Regions from separate parts of the Homo sapiens genome. Here region 1 is linked to region 2. Evidence: chromatin loops called from intact Hi-C (ENCODE). Cell type or tissue: psoas muscle. All regions are shown on one strand. Links, peaks and the distances in the headings refer to the core of each region. The heading gives the core; the rest is flanking DNA.

Evidence for each region. Peaks named below come from ENCODE experiments on the same cell type or tissue, not always from the same donor. Only the 100,000 strongest peaks of a DNase experiment are listed, where the experiment ranks them.
Region 1: it touches region 2 in a loop (7-fold over the local background); 1 of 110 quality-filtered maps calls a loop at or near these places.

The regions. Positions count from the first base shown.
Region 1 is chr12:6,221,218-6,230,213 of GRCh38, forward strand. CD9 (CD9 molecule) reads left to right here. Exons shown (of 8, transcript NM_001769.4): 2 at 4,209-4,317. It overlaps LOC105369625 (a long non-coding RNA gene), which reads right to left. Exons shown (of 5, transcript XR_001748979.2): 5 at 2,752-3,001. Among named protein-coding and RNA genes, the nearest start is that of CD9, 25 kb to the left of the region's middle. RefSeq lists enhancers at 1,674-2,227, 2,228-2,779, 2,780-3,333. In psoas muscle, for the core only: no CTCF peak of the experiment used is centred there; DNase peaks (open chromatin) are centred at 3,494, 5,074, 5,704, 7,554 and 1 weaker place; H3K4me3 peaks cover 1,761 bases; H3K27ac peaks cover 6,081 bases.
Region 2 is chr12:4,501,662-4,509,661 of GRCh38, forward strand. FERRY3 (FERRY endosomal RAB5 effector complex subunit 3) reads right to left here. Exons shown (of 14, transcript NM_020374.4): 10 at 3,645-3,719. Among named protein-coding and RNA genes, the nearest start is that of FERRY3, 33 kb to the right of the region's middle. RefSeq lists an enhancer at 7,563-8,000. In psoas muscle, for the core only: no CTCF peak of the experiment used is centred there; no DNase peak of the experiment used is centred there; H3K27ac peaks cover 941 bases.

The DNA.
Region 1 (8,996 bases), core at 417-8,416, 1.7 Mb after region 2:
GATAGCAAAGGAGCTTTTCCCAGCAAAACCAGAATGTTTCCATTTGGCTTTTCTTGGAAACAAAAGAGGAAACCATGGGCAGGGCCGCGAGCTGGGAGTAGAAGCTATGGGCTCTCTCCTGCATCCCCGCATCCCCGCCCGACCAGCTGGGCATACTACAGGTTGCCATCCTCTCTCCAGAGCCCTGGGAACAGGGCACTGTCTCATTCAGCATCCGCATCAAACCTGCTCTGCTCCTGGGATGATAGGCTGGGGTGGGGCAGCCATCGAAGAAATTACATGGTCAGCATGCCGCCATATGTCTGTTAATTAACCTGGGTGGAAGCCATCGACCCCTTGGCCTCCCGGACTCCTATATTCTCATTTATGGAGTCCCTGAATAATTGACTTGGCACCCTCTTTTAAGGGTTAAAGCTCTCTTTTTTTCTTGCTCCTGGCCCCTCCCATTTAGTTTCTCCTATTATTAAAGTAGCTGAAGCTGGGCGCAGTGGCTCACACCTGTAATCCAAGTGCTTTGGGAGGCTGAGGCAGGAGGATTGCTTGAGGCCAGGAATTTAAGACCAGCCTGAGCAACATAGCGAGACCCCTGGCTCTACAAAAAAAAAAAAAAAAAAAAGGGTTTAAAATATTAGCCAGGATTAGCGGCATGCACCTGTAATCCCAGCTACTCAGGAGGCTGAGGTGGAAGAATGGCTTGAGCCCAGGAGTCCAAGGCTACAGTGAGCTATGATTGCACCACTGCACTCCAGCCTGGGTGACGAGAGCAAGACCCTGTCTCAAAAAATAAAGCAGCTGGGGTGAAAGCCGGATGGGGACAGGGGAGCCCCTCTATGCCACACCAGAAAGTGAGTTCTCCTAGAAAATACTTCAGAGCGCCTTAGATAGCGCTGCCTGACAACCATGAAAGGCATTATTGGGTGGCACTGGTTATACAAGTTTTGTGACCCTGTGACCCCAAGCCATTGTGACTCAGCCAACTGGAGCAATGTCTCCAACAGCGTTACAGAAAATGGGGCAGCTGATGGTTCACATAGCATCCCCCCCGGCCGGTGAACTCAGTCATTCTGTCAGAAAAGGCAGCAGGGTTCACTCCTGATTTTTGTCCAAGTGTTCCCAGTCATGCCCCTGGCCCTCCCTTTTCTCTGGGTTACTTGAACCTTTCTCCTCTCTTATTGTGAGTTGTTAAGCCTGTGAGACCGAGACCTATGGCAGCTTTTCCCATTTCTCCAGAGCCAGCTGCTTTTCCTTCCTGGTTGTAGTGAAATGTTGTAGCTTTGACAACCAAGCCGCATGATGTAAGGTTTAAGGTGGGGTCCGAATGCGGGGGACTCCCGACTCCGGGCTTGGCCTGGCCCTTGGCCAAGATAAGAGACCTGAGATGCTTCCTTTTCCCTCGTGGTTCCAGTTCTCCAGCCCAGCATCCTTCTTACCACCTGTGCACAGAGACCGGATCAATGACTGGACTTAACATATTGGCTCAGGGTCCTCGACATTGGGGCTCTCTATAAGATGGAAGGGGCCTTACCCCTGGAGGTTCCACTGGGGTACCCTGTCATTATCTGAGCGTGGAACATTCCCAGAGAGACGCAGCTCCTGCTCGTGAGAGGCTGCTGTGCAGAGCGTAGCTTTACCTCATCTTACAGCTTAGTTCCTTGGCAGACCTGGGATTGTTTTCGTTCTTTTCTGCGACTCAGTTTTCCCAGCAGATAAGGGGTGGGGTCATAACTTCACTCATCAGGGGAAGTAAGATGACTTGGGAGATAATTGCTTGATAAGCACAAGCCTAGAGCAAAAAGGACAGTAATGAGCACTGTCTCGCTATCTCCCTATGCGCGCAAGAGCATCACAAGACCAGGGCGAGAGGGAGGACCAGGGTGAGAAACAGGTTGTGGCTAAACGTGGACCAAAATTGAGCACCGGCCTACAGTTTTCAGGTTAACGCTTTTATGTCCAGGAGGCCAGCAGCTTCAGTCTTCCATTCCCAGGGGACTGACTGGGCCTCCCTGGGGTTGGGGTGGAAGGAGGGAAGGTATCACCTTTGTACTTTTTTTTTTTTTTTTTTGAGAGGGAGTCTCGCTCTGTCGCCCAGGCTGGAGTGCAGTGGCGCAATCTCCGCTCACTGCAAGCTCCGCCTCCCGGGCTCACGCCATTCTCCTGCCTCAGCCTCTGGAGTAGCTGGGACTACAGGCGCCCGCCACCACGCCTGGAGAATTTTTTGTATTTTTAGTGGAGACGGGGTTTCACTGTGTTAGCCAGGATGGTCTCGATCTCCTGACCTCGTGATCCACCCGCCTCAGCCTTCCAAAGAGCTGGGATTACAGGCGTGAGCCACTGCACCCAGCCCACCTTTGTACTTTTAATGCTCAGGGACCTGGGGGGGGACCCAGGCCAGGACTTGCCATGTACAGAGTCAAGACCGCCCAGTGTGTGCTTGTCTAGTCCCTTGTGTACGTGAATTCAAGCCACATAACTCTTCTAGCCCAGCACGCTCCCAGCAGGGCCCGCCTCCCCGCCTAAGCTAACTGCAGTGCTCTTGGTCGGGGAACCCATGGTCTGAATGCGAGTACCCTGCTGGGTCCAGGACGGTGGAGACTCACGCTTCTCCCCAACCAAACAGTGATCTGCTTGCTGCCTTTGGATTAGGCCAGGAGACCCTCCCTCACTGGCCTTTTATTAAGAAAGAAAATCAGACTCGTCTTTGAACTCAGAACTCTCAAGTTCATTTGAACTCTCAAATTCTTGTGCCTGTGTGAGTTTTTCTCCTCTGCCTTGTCCAGCCGCGGGGCATGTGGCGTCGTACAGTCCTTACCAATGTTTGGAGCTGCCTGCCCTAAGGTGCGGCTGAGAGGCTGAGAAGATGCTGAGTGACAGTCCACAGGCTGGGAGTGCAGGGCTGGTGGGGCTTCATGCTGGTAAAGTGAGGTGGTTCTCCCAGAGCCCATTTGGTACCTTCCTCTTCAGATGCACTTCTGATATTATCTTCTTTATTCTTTAGCCATACCTAAAAGGCAGGGAAGGGCCGCATCTCACAATCCCTGCTTTACAGATGGGAACACTGAAGCAATAGAATATGAAGCTAGACTCTGCAGCCCCTCGTGGTGGAAGCACACCTCCCTGGCAGGAGCAAATCCCCTTATGCTCCTGGGGGGTAGGTGAGTTTGTGACTGCTGCAGGCGGAGGTCTGGGTGGCCCTTCCCACTATTGCCACATCTGCTGTCCACCCAACATGCCCACACTCACTGCCATATCGTAAGGGAAAGGAGAGGAGGAAAGGAGGAAGGAAAGAGAGGCCTGTCCACACCATGGGCTATCAATAGCTCCTGGAGCCGAGAACCAAGGTCCCTGATGAGCGGGCTCTGACATAAGAGTGCCTCTGTTGAGGAGGGTGGACCAGCAAAACCTGGGCCCACCCACTCCTGCGTCCAGCCGGCTACCACACTGGAGGCCTGTGAGTCACTCCCCCGGCAAGCCCTGGTACGGGTGACGACGAGGGAGCTCAGCTGGCACTGGGGGGACTTGGCAGGAGGCCTCCTGCACAGCATCTAGTTCAGCAGTGCCAGCGAGGGGAGGCCCTGGCATGTCATTTACTGAGCAGCAGGTCTCCAGGGACATTGCAGCTGCCCTCCCTGGTGCATGTGTGTCCGGAACTGTGTAACCATCACCCAAGTCAACAGTTAGAATACGACACCCCCAGCCACATGGCACCTCCCTGAGCATAATTTCCTCCTCCACCTAAACATCACCACTCACCTGATAACAATGCTTTTCCTTTATCATTTATAGGCACATGTAAGCGTCTAGCTCTGTGTGCATCCCTAAACAGCATAGCGTTTTTAACTACATGGAATCATATTGTGTGTGTGCCTGTGGCTCTGGCTTCTTGGTTTAGCATTGTGAGATGCACTCATGGTGTTGCGTGTAGCTAGAGTTACTCGTTTTCACTGCTGTATAGTGTTCTGTTGCCTATAAAATACCCCTTCAGCCAATGGGCGGCAGGTAGGTCACTGTTTATTCCTCGCTTGCTGGTATTTTTAGTACCTGCATGAATCAAACACACCCCGTAATGGCATCTACAACTACCAGGCGTATATGAGGGGCAGAGACCAAGGGTGGTCACAAAGTCCTTTGCAAGTCTCACCCTTAAGCGCGTGGGGACTGTGTTGTTGCTGGCAGCCAGAATTAATGCTGATGTCCTGTATGTCTTGCAGCTTGCCGGGATTGCTGTCCTTGCCATTGGACTATGGCTCCGATTCGACTCTCAGACCAAGAGCATCTTCGAGCAAGAAACTAATAATAATAATTCCAGCTTCTACACAGGTGAGGGACGGGGAAGGCTCAGTGAATTCAGACCCTGGCTCCAACAAAGTTCCTGCAACTTTGGAGGCCCCATGTTGACCCAGGGACTTGGGCTTGGGAAAGACTTTTGCTCTAGCCACGCTGGCCAGTCGTGTCCCTTTCAAGTTGTGCAGTTTTTGTGTGTGTCGTTGTGCCTGGGAATTTGCGTTTAACTGATGTGGTTTCTTTTCCTGATGGCCAAGTCAGGCATGTTGATGGTTCTCTGATGTGATGTAGCCTCTGCCAAAGTTGTACTCATTCTTGAGGGTTTACGAACCTCTGTTCTCATCTCTGATGCTCTCTCCTGATTGTCTTCTTATCCTGCATCATTTCCTTAATTCAAAAAGCTTTGTCCTGGGGATCTGCAGTGCTGGAAGAAGATATAGACAGCTTTCCTCTTCACTGTTCAGATAGGGACTCTGAGACTGGGAAAAACATCAGCCTCCTGGAAAACACAGCAACAATAGGAGAGACTAGAATGGACTCTGCCCAGTCCTTTGGACCCCTGGTACTGGGGTAAATGCTGTAGTGTTTAGTTTTATTTGTTTGTATTTGACACGACTTTTGCTTTGGGAGAGAGGCTTCCAGTTTAAACCTGCCTGGGATCCTCTGAACATGAACAGACTTGGCAGGTTTCTTTCTACACTCAGGCTTCTTGGCAGCCTTGCTAGACCATTCTATCCCTCTCGTTGCCGTATCACCACGTCAAAGCTCCCTTCAGAGGAGGGGGAGCCTGGTGCCTGCCAAGTGCAGTTGCCCGCGTCTGCGTGAATTCAGACTCTGCGGCTGTACTCTGCCTGGCTTGGAGGTAGGAAACTTTTCATTTGTGAGGAACAAAGGAAACCTCCTATTTTTAGGATGACGCTGACATGTTGTCAGGCTCAAAATGTAAGTTTGGTCACTTCCTTCCCACCCACCAAAAAAGTTATTTTTACAAACGAGGGAGAAAACAGTTATCTCCCAGTCCCTCAGGGAGAAGCAAGGCTGGCCAGCCACGTAGACCTTCCCTTTCCCACCTCTTGAACTGGGTAGGGAGAGTCTTTAAAAACAGCTCCTTTGGTTGCGTAACATTTGAGCCCTGTGGATAGTTTTGCTGGGTTTACTGCTTTTTATTGTTAGCTGGGGTTTTTTGGGGTGTGTCTCTCTATTATCGGAAAGAAAGTGAGAGAAAGCACAATGTATGTTTAGAAAAAAAACTACACATACACACAGAGTTTTTGGGGAACAGGTTTCTATAGCGCCCTGACTTGTTTTGGCAACAGACCATTTTTTGGGAGTCTGTGACAGGCTTAGAATGCTGTCCTGCAGAGCAGGAGGGAGGAGCCGGGTGCGGGTGCTGGGGAAGACTCTCCACACTCCACGCCGTGTTCCAGAAGGGAGCCCTGTGCTGGGGGAGCAGGTCTGCCGGCAGGAGCAGGCACAGTCAGGCCTGCTTTCCTAAGCAAAAGCCCTGTGGCCGGCGCGTGTGTCTCCAAAGAGAGACTCAGTCCTCCCTTGTCCTGGCTGCTTCTAACAACCCACTTTTTCTTTTCTGTTACCCAAAGCCTCTATGGCTGATTCTTTATATTTTTAGATGTGGGAGTTAAGAATCTCATGGGTAAGAGGATGGAACTGGGAGGAAGACACTAACATTTTTATTTTTTATTTTTTTTATTTTTTTTTTGAGACGAAGTTTCAATCTTGTTGCCCAGGCTGGAGTGCAATGACACAATCTCGGCTCACCGCAACCTCTGCCTCCCAGGTTCAAGCGATTCTCCTGCCTCAGCCTCCTGAGTAGCTGGGATTACAGGCATGTGCCACCATGCCCAGCTGATTTTGTATTTTTAGTACAGACGGGGTTTCTCCATGTTGGTCAGGCTCGTCTCCAACTCCCGACCTCAGGTGATCCTCCCGTCTTGGCTTCCCGAAGTGATGGGATGACAGGCGTGAGCCACCTCGCCCGGCTGGAAGACACTAACATTTTTGAGCCCCCTTCTTTGTGTGTCATTCATTGTCTTGTGTGTATTATATAATTTAATCCCCTTAGCTCTACGAGGAGTGTGGAGTGATTCTCATCTCACAAGTGCAGAAACCGAGGCCTAGAGAGCTGAAATAACTTGTCTAAGCTTATATTCCCTCAAGAGGCAGGGCCAGGTTTTGAACCCAGGCCTAAAAGAGCTGCTTCTCGGGTTGTCATTGCCAGGTTGTGGGGTCTCCCTCTGTAGGAATGGAAGAGGTCTGTACTGGCTGAATGTGCCCCATTGGCAGGGATGGGGTGGCGCTGTCTTGGCCCTTTTACTTCACCCAAATTGCAGTCAGGGAGAGAAACCCCTGCGTCGGTGGCCCAGCCAGCAGCTGACAGGTGGGAAAGCTGCAGGGTGGCAGGAGAATGGTGAGTGCCATTAGAGGAGCTGGGGCTCACCTCTGGGAACCTCACAGGATTCAGATCCTGCAGGTCATTGCAGGGCCCTGCTGGTGGCCGGTGGTCCTACCTGAAGTGACCAGGAGGGTGATTTGAAGGCACAACCCCAAAGAGACACAGATCCCCTAGTTGGGGTCTAAGGGCCACTGTCCACTTAGCTCTGCCAGGGAAATACAGATCCTTTGCAGCGACACCCCATTCGGGGAAGAGAGCGGAGCTTTGAAGACTTCGTTCTGCCTGCAGAAGCGCCGGCAAGGGGGATGATGCACGGTAAAGTTAGAACAGCAGCACTGTGTCTGGGCACAGTGATCAGCCCTGATCTCAGGTGATCCGTCCGCCTCAGCCTCTAGCACTTTGGGAGGCCGAGGCAGGCAGATCACCCGAGGTCAGGAGTTCGACACCAGCCTGGCCAACATGGCAAAACCCCACTTCTACTAAAAATACAAAAATTAGCTGGGCGTAGTGGCGTGCACCTATAATCCCAGCTACTCGGGAGGCTGAGGCACAAGAATCTCTTGAACCTGGGAGGCAGAGGTTGCAGAGAGCTGAGATCACACCACTGAGGCTCTGTCTCCAGCCTGGGAGACAGAGCGGGACTCCATCTCAAAAAAAAAAAAAAAAAAAAAAACAGCAGCACAGCACTCTGAGCACTGCTTAGGTCTGAGCTATGCCCTGAACGTCACTGAACGCTTTAGGAAATAATAATTGTCGTCCATGGGCAAAGGGCCAAGGAGGCGTCGCTCTGTGTCCCCTTCCCCACGAGGCTGTGAGACCAGCCTTCTGTACTGGCCCAGAGCCCTTCTCCTAGCAGATGAGCTTGGAGTGCCAGCCACACCCTGGCTACTTTTCCAAGGAATAGTCATGGGGTGACCGCCCCTTGCACTGGGCCACCAACTGTCTGCAGAGCAACCCACAGGCCAGCCTGACCATGCAGCTGACTTTTCAGGAAACCTGAACAGCCCAGGGGTGTCTTTTCTCCAGTGGGGCCACAGCTTACCAAGTAGAGAAAGAGTATATAACCAGGCAGAAAAGCAAGTGAAAACCTTTCCAACATTCAGAACAGTCTATGGTAAGTCCAGAGCAGCTGACAGCCTTATATGGGCCTTCTCTCCAATCCAGGCCTGGAGATTCAGCCCGTCAGCAAGATCCCTAATCCCAGGCTGCAAACTTGTTGGGGAACTTCATTTTCTTGGTCCTAGGCCAGCAGCCTTTCCCAGCTCCCTGGTGTCCCTCCAGAACCATGGCTGCTGAATGAGGGCATCTAGGGGGGCTCCAGCCAGAGGCCGTGAATGCCCCCCCTTCCTCGGCCAGCCCCCTATCCATGATGAGGTGCCTGGTGATTTTCAGGACACGCGACACTTGGCCTTAGTAAGCTGGCATCCCCATCCTGGCTTGTGACCTGGGGCAGTTCATTTTATTGCTCTGGGCTTCATTTTTCTCCCTCCTGAAACCAGCACAGCTTACACAACCACAGCACAGCTTACACACCCACTCCCCTCTGGGGCAAAGAAGTACAGCGTGTGGCAAATGGAATTCCATTGTGGCACTTATTCCCGTGAACTCGGGAGGGCGGGAACCAAGACGAAACCAGTCGGGGCAGAGGTAGGGCTCCTTTGAACACCTGGTGGAGTTATTTGGATATAATAAACTTTTATTGCAGGCCAGAGGCCCTACCGGATTTTGTTCTCCTTCACACAAACGGGCGTGGTGAGTGCTGTTTGCAGGACAGAGCTGGTGTAGGGACGGGAGCCTGCTGTGTCCTCTCCCTGGGCTAAACTGAGAGCCCTGGTGAACAGTGAAAAACACTGTTCCATTTCTTGTGTAAAGGACACGCTGGCATATGCTACTGCTGCTACACCAGCCTTTCTTTTTTTTTTTTTTTTCTGGGCCTGTAATGTCAGCCTGAAAAAAGCAGAATAAACAACCCTTAAGCAAATTAATACCGTAATCCTAGAGAAGGCTCTGTGATGGATAACTTTTTCCATGAGTCAGACAGCAAGCTAACATTCGCTTGTTTTATAAAGGGGAACACTTTGTCATTTATCAACAGCAGCCTTGGCTAACAAGCTTGGGGTGTAAGCGATGAGTAGCTTCTCCAAAGGGAAGCACTGAATAGCCCTTGTAAAAACCAGCCCGAGCCCTGCAGTGGTTCCGTGACTTCCATGGGGCCTGCTTCCAGATGAGCTGTCCTGTAGCTTGCCGGCTGCTGCTGAGTCCCCGAACACAGCTGCCAGGGGATCGCTTCCCTTTTCCCGTGACT
Region 2 (8,000 bases), core at 1-8,000:
ATGGGATCATCCAGTTGCAGGAAAACAAGCTCAGGGCTCCCACTGATTCTATATTACAGTGACTTGTGTAATTATTTCATTAAATATTGAAATGTAATAATAATAGAAATAAAGTACACAATAAATGTAATGCACTTCAATCATCCTCAAACCTCCCCAACCCCCGGTCTGTGGAAAACTGTCTTCCATGAAACTGGTCCCTGGTGCTGGTGCCAAAAACGTTGGGGACCACTAGTCTAGAAGGCCAAGATGACTTGGACCCTGCGTCTCTCTCCAACATCATCTTGTCTCACTCTTTCCTCACTCCAGTTACATATGCTTTTGTTTAGTTCTTCAAACATGCAGAGCTTGTTTCCAATTCAGGGCTGCTGCCTGGAGGACTCTTCTCCAAGATTCTCACAGGGCTGACTTCTTTTCATCAATCACATCTCAGATCAAAAGTCACCTCCTCAGAAAGGTCTTCCTTGACTATCCTATGTACTAGTGGTCTCCTCCACCCTTTACTCTTTCACCTTATTCGGTTTTATTTTCTTCTTAGCACTGAAATTCTTTTATGTACATATTATGTTAAAGAGACCACTGTGTACATGCCATAATTATAGGGATTTTATTTTGTTAAATGTTCTATCTTTAGCAAGTAGAACAGCACCTGGCACGTAGAAGGTACTCGATAAGTATTTGTTGAATGAATGAGTATTTAAGGCTGAACGCTGGAGCAGTCTTTCTCAAACATTAAAATCCATGCTTCCTACCATCACTCTTTTTTCTGTGTAGCTCTACAAGCCAAGAAAAATCTCATCAGCTTGTATTTTCTGTAGTTCCTATCAATATAAAGAAATAAAATAGAAAACATAGAAAGGATATGTTCTTACCAATACATACACCTCACTGGAAATTCTGATAAGTCCTTCTAGGAAAGGTCTGCGTATCTCTACTCTTCCACTCTTAACCTTTGCCCTCACAAATTCTGCTCGCCCTTGCAGCAACATCATTATCTTAGGATCTACTTATAAACATACAGTATACTTAAAATACTTAATATACTTTAGCCCTATGGTTAACATTTCTAGTTGCCGCTGTGCATCAGCTGTATCCACAGATGCCTCTGACAGGTCCCAGGCAAAGGTCTTTTTATTTTTTATTTTAACTTGAACAAGATAAAGGAATTAGATAAACAGAGAAGGAAATTAAAGAAAGGACAGCAACAGATATATCACAATAAACTGGATAAAGTGACAGTAAAAAAGAAAATTCGTGAGGAATAGTGTAGTTATAATTTTCTAGGAAGGCAACAAAAGACACAGACTGCTTATCAGAAACTCAGTGAACTATATGATAAGACAATATCCTTCTGGCCCAGTGAAGTGTATTACCTTCTAAACCGCTACTGATAATTCAGATGATGGAAGTCATAGCTTGAGATATGGGCCATGATCCAGGAGTGTAGCAGGATGACTTAGTGAACAAGTCAGGTGCTCCTAATCCCCAAATTGGCACTGCTTTCTTTGACCTTAAATGACTTGTTTCTTGGCCTAATTTTACCCATTAATAAAATGGGGGCCATGGGGCTGGCAGTAGTAATCAAATTAATATGATATAGTAGAAAAAGGACCAGATTGGATGTTAAGAAGATGTGATTTCTAGCACATTGGCTGAGTGATCTTGGGCAAATCAATTCAACTTATTGATCCTCTGTTACTTAGTGTATGAGATGGGAAAAATAATGCTGATTGCTTTCCTTACAAGGTTATTATGAGAATTAGATGACATAAACTGTAAATACTTAGATCATTATTAAGTAAACTATGACTGGCTTACAAGTATATAAATAAAACTGTTTTTCTTTGCAATTTAAAAATTAAATTAATTTTTGATTTAGATTTTTTTCATCTACTGTAAACATCCTGGTTGTGTAGGTATACTTTAAATGGAAATTAAGATGCTATTATCTCTAACTGAATACTTTAATATTCCTTTTCTATCTCAGACTTATGATACATCCTCCTGATTTGGTTGTAATACAGAGATAAAGTATACAAATAAGAGAGTCCTTGTTATGTTCTGTGATACAAACACTACTAAGGGTCATCAGAGTGAATTCAATCAGAAACAGGACTGAGAGACTGAACTTCCAGTTGTTAAACAACCTATAGGCTTTTTCCAAAAAAGACTAAGGAAACACATATAGCAACAAAGAGTTATGTTTAAAAAAAAACAGATATTAGTTCTTCCAGAGTAGTAATAAGATTGGCAAATTTTAAGAAAGCCACAAAATCTGGATGATTTAAATTGTGGATCCATGAAGAGAAATACAATAGATCCTTCACTGAAGGTATTTTTAGATGAAGAGGAGGATGGTCTCCTGTTCCACACAGTGGAGGAAACAGCATGTGGTGATGCTAACATTATCCACTAAGATGGGATAACTGAAGGTGGGAGGAAATTTCGAGGCTGATGGCCACAGGCTAACAGACGGGGCCTGACAAGATGAATACCAGCAATGGGTACAATATTGGCTTAGGTTAAATGTAATGTGTTCCCACTGAGTGACGGCGGTTTCGTGTGTAGGTTAATGTGATCTACATGTCAAAGATCTGGGGAAGAAAATGTGAGAAAATTACCTTAAAGGAGAATAAAAAACCATCAAGAGATGGCTATTTCTGAAACTGTAAAATGTACCATTTAGTTAAAAAATTGTATAAAGTGTACAAATAGTCCTTGTTATGTTCTGTGATACAAACACTAAGGGTCATCAGAGTGAATTCAATCAGAAAGAGGATTGAGAGACTGAATTTTCAGTTGTTAAACAACATATTCAAGAATAATAAAGGAGAAAAATGGAAAGCAGAAAAACGTAAGAGGAAATGAAAATAAAATAAATGAGATGATCCATTTTCTTTATATTTAAGTTCAACTGTTTATATCTCTGTGCACTACTGTTCATATATCACTTGATTTTAGCTATAAGGCTGAGAAGTGTATAGTTTATATTTCAGAGTAAAACTAATTTTTTGGTTTATTTCTCAAGAAGCTAAGAAATAGTGTATAAGAGAAAATTTGCAATAGCAAACAATGATAAAACTTATGCAACTTCTTGAGCAATTTTTCTTTTATGGATCTAGAAAAAAGTGAGTACTAGTATAATATTAATAATTTTTAGGCCGGGCATGGTGGCTCACGCTTGTAATCCCAGTACTTTGGGAGGCTGAAGCAGGTGGATCACTTGAGGTCAGGAGTTCAAGACCAGCCCGGCCAACATGGTGAAATACCATCTCTACAAAAAATACAAAAAAAGTAGCCGGGTACGGTGGCGTGGGCCTGTAGTCCCAGCTACTCAGGAGGCTGAGGCAGGAGAATCGCTTGAACCCGGGTGGCAGAGGTTGCAGTGAACTGAGATCGCACCACTGTGCTCCAGCCTGGGCGACAGAACGAGGCTTCGTCTCAAAACAAACCAACAAAATAATTAAGTTTAACACTGGAAAACGTCTGTGAAAGTGTATTATATAGGTACAAAGTGTTGTTTCAAAGTGATATAATGACATATACTAAAATCATAGATTTAAAACATAAATTCCTATGGTGTGCATTATAAAACATCTTTTGGTATAAGAAAACAGTAATTTAAAATAAAAAGAAATACTTACCAGGTAAAACATTTAAATAGTTCCTCTCAGCATTCTTAGTCTTATCATCATTTCCTCCATTTTGGTTTCCAGAATCTATTCATAAGACAATGCAATATGAAAGAACATAACAACATATGAGAATATGTTACTATGACTGCTCCCAAAAGAATCACAACAACAGCAAAAATTCACTAAGGGCATCTATGTGCCAGGCATTCTGCTATATGCTTTACATGGATGATGTCATTTAATTCTTACAAAACCTCTATAACCACAGCCCTGGGAGGTAAGTCCTACTACTATGTCCATTTTATGTATGAGGAGACAGAGGCTTGGATGGGTTAACTAACTTAACCAAGCATGCACAGATAAGTAGTGGAGCCAGGTCTTTAATTCACATACTCAGATTATAAGTCCTATGGTATTACCCATATTAGACATGCCAGTATCCTATTTTTCATCTGGGAGGTTCAGGGCACCAAGTTAACCACATATAAAATAACTTCATTAGATAGTTGTGGTGTGGCCATCTTTATTTTTAGAATCTGAGTCACTGTTGTTGATATAACTTGTTCAGGGCTACAAATAAATGGCTAGTGGGACCAGGAATCACTGTATATTCACCCCATTCCTAAAATTTATTTCTTACCTGACGCTATATACAATTATAACAGATAGGTGAAACTGTTTCAAATGAAACAGCTTTTTTTTCAGATATTTAACAGTTTTTCTTCTTTTTTGAAGGCACGCTATTTCTTAGAAGAATAAATAAAATAAACATTATGATTGAATATACATTATAAAGACTGAATGCAAATTATTTTACATATATATTTTAATAAAAGAGACATCTAAAGTTTATAAGAATTCCATCAGAACTCACAAATGCAAACTGAATATTAGCCTTCAAAGTAGCTATCTTTAAGAGATTGCATATTTATTCCAATTAAAAACTATTTTGGAATCTATTTTGGAATGGCCTTTAGCATCAGAAAATCACATGAAAACAGACCTTCAAACAAGTAAACAGCAAATATCAAAATATTATAGTTTTAAAAGAGATCTGAATAAAAGTAACAATATTTTTATCCAGTGACTTTGATAAATTGATTTATAACACTGTACTTTGTAAATGCACATATTTTATAAATCAAGAGTCAGAGAGATAGAAGGCTTTGATGCTAGAATCCATATTTAATGAATTATCGTTTCTAATATAGAGCCATGTGATTTGATAGGCTTTGAATAGATGTCTAATCGTAGCATAGATTATAAGGAACAATAAAGAAGGACTCTAATCTTGTTCACATGGAGTATGAACAAATAGAATCTCTGTTAAGTAAACGAGAGAGAACAGTTCATAGTCCATTTCCCTTTCCATGTTTTCATGGCAATACCTTGTTTAGTAATAGTAAGAAGATGGCTAGTTTTATTTTTTTTAAATGTATATAAATGTGTATAAACATTTTTGGCTTTTTATCATGGACCACAGAAATATGAAGATGTTAATATAACAACCATAGTAAGAAAAATAATGGAATGTCTTAGAATAAACAAGTAATTGCATATCAGGATGTAAACATGCAGAACACACATGTAGGCGTGCACAGAAAAAGATGGAGAAGGTATTTTCACAAAGTCCTTCTATAACAACATGCAGCTTTAAGAAAGTCTTTTATAAACCTACTTGCATCACTGACTCACTGAAACCACAAAGTAGTTGCTTGAACAAGAACAAAATAAAATCATGATATACACGCACTGCCTTAGCCGTATGTGGTTTAAAAACTTCCTGTCATTGACTGCACACTTTCTATCTCTCATAAATATACTTAGAATCCTCCTCCTCCTTCCACACCTGTCATGATCTCAATCTTCATGCTTTTAGTCACTACTAAGAATAAGGTTAAAATGTTTCTGATCACATTATTGCTAGTTTGTACGAGAAGAAGGAAGCTATTTTTACGTAATATGGATATGAGTTCTTTTTGCGAGGGTTGATAAAAGTAATAACAATTGGTAGAAGAATAAGAGGGTATACCGAGATTTTCTGAAAGGTTTTGTTAGGATATACTTCTATAGGGATTTTCTAATACTCAGCTGGCTCTGTTATATATAACACATATTGCCACAGCAAAACCTCCCTTTAGTGGGAATATAAACTGGTAGAAATACTATACAGAGTAATCGCCAATACTACGGAAAATTATAAACGTATGTGTCCTTTAACCCAGGAATTATCTTTAGGAATCTCTTCTGTAGATATGCTTACTGCTCACACACATGCACAATTATTCATATGCAAGGTTATTTACAATTAGTAGTCATTACTACTTATAGTAACAAAAAATAAGCAATAGATCAAATGTCTATTAGGAGGAGACTGATTAATAACAGGATATCCTGCAACAGACTACTATGCAACAGCATAAAAGTATGAGGATGGTCTTTATGGACTGATACGAAATGACCTCCAAGATAAATTACTCAGTGAAAAAGGCAGAGTACAGAATAGTGTTATGTAGAAAGCTGCCATTTATGTAAAAAAGGAAAATAAGTACACACATACACTTGCTTACACATACATAAACATCTGTCTGGAAGGTACATGTGAGATAGCACTGGGTACCTCTGAAGAGGGAAACTGGATGGCTGGGAACAGAGTTAGGGACACTTTCACTGTATGCTCTTTTGTACAGTTTGAATTGTGAATTTTGAGAGTGTTTTACCTATTTAAAAAATGATTAAAAACATATAAACTATTTTTTACAAGTTTATTGAATAGATAAAGAAACTGCAGTGAACCCTAGTCAAGTTATGCTAGTCAAGTTATGACTAGATAGCCACATTCTAGCTACGGGAGAAAGGAAAGAATTCTGTAATTTCTGGGAGAGAGGAAGATGGGAGATGGGAACAAAGACCCTTCAGAAAGGTCTTCCTTATATCAAGCAAAGATATAATATCTCTCTGCTACTGTACAACAGAAAATATATGCACCTAAAATACTACAATGGTTTCTTTAAACACAGCAGGTGCAAACAAAGAAAAGAAAGAAAAAAGCATTCAAAAGTACCAAACACAGATTTAAAGGTACAAACAGCCCCAATTTTAAAGCTTACCACATTTTATTTCCTGGGCACCAATATCAGGTTTTTATAAGAAATAATTAAATACTTGCCAGGTGCAGTGGCTCATGCCTGTAATCCCAGCACTTTGGGAGGCCAAGGTGGGCAGATCACATGAGGCCAGGAGTTTGAGAACAGTCTGGCCAACATGGCAAAACCCCGTCTCTATTAAAAATACAAAAATTAGCCAGGCACGGTGGTACACATCTGTAATCCCAGCTACTCAGGAGGCTGAGGCACGAGAATTGCTTGAGCCCAAGAGGCAGAGGTTGCAGGGACTGAGATCGTGCCACTGCATTCCAGCCTAGATGACAGAGTGAGACTCTGTCTCAAAAAAAAAAAGGAGAAATAATAAAATACTGTGTATGCATTCAAGCCAGACAAGAGGATGTTTGTGATTTTACATCTATGATACATGAAATATAAGAAAAACACAACTTAAAAAATATTTGAAATGACTATTACCCTAATATTTAGGTCCTGGGGGGAGGAGCCAAGATGGCCAAATAGGAACAGCTCCGGTCTACAGCTCCCAGCATGAGCGACGCAGAAGACGGGTGATTTCTGCATTTCCATCTGAGGTACCGGGTTCATCTCACTAGGGAGTGCCAGACAGTGGGCGCAGGTCAGTGGGTGCGCGAGCCGAAGCAGGGCGAGGCATTGCCTCACTTGGGAAGCGCAAGGGGTCAGGGAGTTCCCTTTCTGAGTCAAAGAAAGGGGTGACGGACGCACCTGGAAAATCGAGTCACTCCCACCCGAATATTGCGTTTTTCAGACCCGCTTAAAAAACGGCGCACCACGAGATTATATCCCACACCTGGCTCGGAGGGTCCTACGCCCACGGAGTCTCGCTGATTGCTAGCACAGCAGTCTGAGATCCAACTGCAAGGCGGCAGCGAGGCTGGGGGAGGGGCGCCCGCCATTGCCCGGGCTTGATTAGGTAAACAAAGCAGCCGGGAAGCTCCAACTGGGCAGAGCCCACCACAGCTCAAGGAGGCCTGCCTGCCTCTGTAGGCTCCACCTCTGGGGGCAGGGCACAGACAAACAAAAAGACAGCAGCAACCTCTGCAGACTTAAATGTCCCTGTCTGACAGCTTTGAAGAGAGCACTGGTTCTCCCAGCACGCGGCTGGAGATCTGAGAACGGGCAGACTGCCTCCTCAAGTGGGTCCCTGACCCCTGACCCCCGAGCAGCCTAACTGGGAGGCACCCCCCGGCAGGGGTACACTGACACCTCACACGGCAGGGTA